Linked DNA regions of Homo sapiens: region 1 is linked to region 2. Evidence: chromatin loops called from intact Hi-C (ENCODE). Cell type or tissue: PC-3. All regions are shown on one strand.

Region 1 (2,500 bases), 93 kb before region 2:
AAGAGTAGAAGTCAGAGAGATGTTTAAGGAGCATAAATTTATTATTGATTTTGGTATTTACCATGTAGGTTTGTTTCAGTTCTTGGTATCAGATCTTAATAAGATTTTAAACTTTGCATATAAGATAAGAATATGTAAGTAGGCTGATAGTTTATAGTACCATGTTTAGCCTTTATCTATTAAAAAATAAAATTTAGAAAGAAAACTAGTAATTCTTTGCTTCTAGAGAAGAAAAAGTTTGTTTTGAAGGCTCAAAGACATTTTTCAGGAGCTTAAAAAGCATCATAATCACTTCCACATTTAAAAACCTTTTGAAAATATATAACAAATTTTTAACAACTTTTTAGAGAAGTGTTTATGTAAGCTTTTGAAAATTTTAGACAGTTGTGTTTTGGCAGCCTAATCTTGGTTTTCAATATTCAGTAAAAACAGAAAAGTCTCCTTACTGTAAAAATTATTAATAACAAAGAGTACAATTTTAGTTGCTTTCTGCTTAGTTTTTGACTTATACGAGTAATTCCAAAAATGGGAATTATTATAATTCAATTAAAACATGAATTGGCAAATCTGATTGTAGTACATATACCCAAGAACTTTTAAATAGTGATATGTTTAACATCTTGGTTGACAGACAAAAAATTATGCAATAAAACTAATGAATGTATTGCTGATTTAAGTTTCCAGATTTAATTTAATTATGTTAAGGAGTGTTTACTATATGTGTGGCACAGTGAGGGCCACAAGCAGGAAACTGCACAGTTACTGGCTTTGGTGGTTAGTGAAAAATTACAACCATTTTGAAAGTATCCATTGAGCACCAACTACATGCAGTGACTCTATGAAAAGCACAGGCTGAATGTCAAAGTGAAAACTGCATGGGTATTGGCACCAAAGAGATTAAGATACGAAAAGATACATAAAGGAGAGATGACTCATTAATTTGTAGAGCAAACTGAAAATAACTTCTTCTTTCTTATTTATATTCTACGACTTGATGACTTGAAGTATAATGTGTATGATACAACATGACTCAAAAGAAAATAAAGGAATTTTTATTGTAGAAAAGATGAGGAACACAAAGGGCTTTCAGGGTAGTAAAACTACTCTGTGCGATACAATAATGGCGGATATATGTCATCGCACATTTGTCCAAATCCACAGAAAGTACAGCACTAAAAGCGACCCCTATTGGAAACTATGGACTTTGGGTGATAATAATGTGTCATTGTAGGTTCACTGACTGTAACAAATACACCACTCTGGTGCAGTATCTTGATAGTGGAGAGGCTGCGCCTATGGGAGACCAGGAGACAAGGCAGATCTCTCTACCTTTTGCTCAGTTTTGCTGCAAAAGTAAAACTGCTGTAAAATATGAAGTCTATTTAAATTTTTTTACAGATAAACTAAATAATATTTCAAGTACAGGCATGCCTCATTTTATTGTTCTTCACTTCATCACCCTTTGTAGATATTGCATGTATTTTTTACAGATTGAAAGTTTGTGGCAACTCTGCATTGACCAAGTCTATTGGTGGTATTTTTCCAACAGCATGTGCTCATTTTACCTGCATTTTTAAAAACAAGGAACTTTTTAATTAAATTATGTACTTTTGTTGACAAAATGCTATTGCACACTTAATAGACTAAAATATAGTATCAACACAACTTTCCTATGCTCTAGTAAACCAACAAGTTTGTGTGACTCATTTCATAGCTATATTTGCTTTATTTCAATACTTAATTTACTGTGGTGGTTGGGTATGGAACTGGCAATATCTCCAAGATATGCCTGTACACTCATTAAATACATCCTGGAAACCGCAGTTTCTAGGCGTAGACTAAGAATGTGGCTTTTGACAATTGCAGGGGAATAAATATCAATACCTCAGTATTTAATAAGATCAGGGCAAGTTTTCCAAATAACAAGGCCTGAGAAAGATTTCCCTTTTGCTCTGAATAAAAGAAGGCATACATTTTATACTGGACTACAATAAAACAAATACATTGATGATATTCCCATAGCTATATCTTTCTTTTGGAAGCACAATTCCACTAATGCAGTTTTAGGAAGTATCTGAATGCTTCATAGATAAAATGTAGACTATCTAAAGGACGTGTTCTCAAATTGTATAAAGAACACACCCAAATGTATGTGGAAGTGTGCAGGGACATCAAAGTCATATTTTACTCAAAGTTGAATCATTTTAAAGATTAATTTTAATTTAAAAGAAACACACCTTTCATGGGGTAGTATGCACAATTAGCATCATTTCACCCTTAAAAAAGGAAGGAAAAGGGAAAAAGCATGAAACTTCTAAGAAATTTCACTCTCTGTTTGCAGCAAGCCATTTGGCTTTGCTCTTAGTTGCTCATGAGTACTAATTTCCTCTTCTGTCATTATGGTGACTTCAGTGAATATATTTGAAATTGTGATTTCAGAGGAAGAGTATAAGATTATACATGACAATATTTGTGATGTGCTTCACGGGGCTACATACTT
Region 2 (2,500 bases):
AGAATGAAGGACTTCAAGGGCCAGGAGCAGTGGCTCATGCCCATAATTCCAGCACTTTGGGAGGCTGAGGGAGGCATATCACTTGAGGTGAGGAGTTTGAGACCAGCCTGGTCAACATAGTGAAACCCCATCTCTACTTAAAAAACAAAAATGAGCCAGGCCTGGTGGTGCATGCCTGTAGTCCCAGCTACTCGGGAGGCTGAGACAGAAGAATCACTTGAACCCAGGAGGTGGAGGTTGCGATGAGCCGAGATCGCACCACTGCACTCCAGCCTGGGGGACAGAGCGATATTCCATCTCTAAATAAATAAATAAATAAATGGAATTAAGGATTTCAAACCCTTGAAATAAATGGATACATTAAAAATATCAGTAATAAATTTTAGATATAAAGAACTAAATGAAAATTTTAAAACAGTAAATACAATAACTGAAATGTAAAAACTCACTGAATGGCCTTGAAGGCAGAATGCAGATTTCAGAGCAAAAAACCTATGAGCTTGAAGACAGATGAATAGAAATTATCCAATCTGAACAACAGAAAAAAAAAAAAGTGAGAATAAAAAGAGATTCAGGAACTTGCAAGATAGTAACAAAACTTTTAACACGCATTGAGGTCTCAGAATGAGAAAAGAAAATACGATGTGCAAAAAATTTTTCTTTTAAATAATGTGCGAATATTTTCTAAGTTTGACAGGAAACAAGAAAAATTTTAAAAAGCTCAGTAACCCCAAACAAGAGAAACCAAAATAATCTATATACAGACACATCACAATCAAACTGCTAAAAACTAAAAAGAAAAAATAATGTTTAAAGTAGCCAAAGAAAATGGACACATTACCTCTGTAGCAGTGATTCTCAACGGGTCTGATTTTGTCTTCTGAAACAACCCAGGGACATCTAGCAAAGTCTAGAGACATGTTTTATTGTGATGGCCGGGGATAGGTGCTACTGACATCTAGTGGGCAGAAGCAATGAATGCCTCTAAGTTTCCTGCATTGTACAAGAAAGCCTCCCACAAGAATTTCTGGCCCCAAATATCAGTGCTGCTAAGGCTGAAAAACCCTGCTTGTAGGAAAACAACTATTCAAATGACTGAGAATTTCTCATCAGAGATTGTAGAAACCAGAGTGAAGTGGAAAAACATTTTTAAAGCACTGAAATAAAAAAGCTATCAGTCCAGAATTCTTTATCCAGTGAAAATATCCATCAAGAATGAAGATGAAATAAAAACATTGCTAAATGAAAGAAAATGAAGAAGTTGTTGCCAACAGACATGCCATAAAATTATATAAAAATATATGTCAAAAGTAGTAATAATAAATTAAATGAAATATTAAAGGTGTTCAAATAACCCAAAGGAAAATAGAAAGGGGAAACAGACAAATGATGAGCAGACAAAACTAAAAAAAAAAACGTAATAGAGTAAAAGAAGCCAGCCTTACCTGGGCACGCCTGTAGTCCTATACTGAGGAGGCTGAGGCAGGAGGATCGCTTGAACCCAGGAGTTCAAGGTTACGATTAGTTAGGATTGTGCTACTGCATTCCATTCTGGGCAACAGAGCAAGACTCTGTCTCTAAAATAAAATAAAAAGAAAGCAAAGTGAAGTAAAATATTGTTTAAGAAAAGAAGCCGGTCTTAAAGATTACATAATAGATGGTTTCATTTATATAATTTTTTTTGGCAATAACAAAACTATAGTGCTAGAGAACCCCTCAGTCATTATCAGAAGTTAAAATTGGAAGGAGGGTGTACTTGGAAAGGTATTGCAAAAGGGAATTTGGAGAGGTGATGAAATTTTTCTCTATTTCAATCGTGGTGTTGGCTACTCAGATCTATATATGTGTTGAAAGCCATAGAACTGAGAGGAGGTACCAGCTGGGCCTCCTGGGTCCTGCAGGGGCTCAGAAAGCTGTGAAACGCACTCATTTCCTACTTCAGGACTTACTTCAGTCCTGGATGAATAATATTGAAGATATATGCTTAAAATATTCCTAACACCAGGATTTGTGCATGTGTTTTCTTCCCCAAGAAAGCTATAAACAGCGAAAATTTTACTGTAAGTTTCCCTGTGTCCTCTCTCCCTCTCTCCCTTTCCCCTCACCGAAACTAAAGTAAAAGAAATGTTAACTACCCGTTTTTCTGTAACCAGCAGACCTTATCTATACTCCCAATTCCAATTCCTTGTAAACATACTTTGTAAGGTCCTGTAAGATCCTGTCTCCTTTGCCATGCCGCTGCAAGGTCAGAAAGTAGATAAAACCTAAGTTGCAATTCCGGTTTTCCTCAAAATCTAAGACATGTCACAAAATAATTTACTGCCTTTGTTTCTCGCTCTGGTAACATCTTCCTGCCACACGTATTTCCTGCCTTAAAGAGTTTAAAAGGCAATCACCCAAAACCAACAGTGGCTACCCATTCAGGACCCCTTCCATGCTGTGGAAGCTTTGTACTTTCACTCTGCTCAATAAAGCCTACAACTTTTTCTTGCACTCTGTC

The links. A loop is a pair of places that touch in the nucleus more often than their neighbours do. Peaks named below come from ENCODE experiments on the same cell type or tissue, not always from the same donor. Only the 100,000 strongest peaks of a DNase experiment are listed, where the experiment ranks them.
Region 1: a loop joins it to region 2, with 6 times the contacts of the local background. A loop is called at or near these places in 4 of 110 quality-filtered maps.

The regions. Positions count from the first base shown.
Region 1 is chr11:23,012,403-23,014,902 of GRCh38, reverse strand. All of the region lies in intron 4 of LINC02718 (long intergenic non-protein coding RNA 2718), which reads right to left. All of the region lies in intron 1 of LOC124902646 (a long non-coding RNA gene), which reads right to left. Among named protein-coding and RNA genes, the nearest start is that of CCDC179, 150 kb to the right of the region's middle. In PC-3, a CTCF peak has its summit at 1,196 (motif pointing left); DNase peaks (open chromatin) are centred at 1,062 and 1,782; H3K4me3 peaks cover 1,098 bases; H3K27ac peaks cover 2,337 bases.
Region 2 is chr11:22,919,595-22,922,094 of GRCh38, reverse strand. It overlaps LINC02718 (long intergenic non-protein coding RNA 2718), which reads right to left. Exons shown (of 11, transcript NR_187210.1): 4 at 1,446-1,577. It overlaps LOC124902646 (a long non-coding RNA gene), which reads right to left and starts at 1,258. Exons shown (of 2, transcript XR_007062623.1): 1 at 842-1,258. In PC-3, a CTCF peak has its summit at 967 (motif pointing left); a DNase peak (open chromatin) is centred at 944.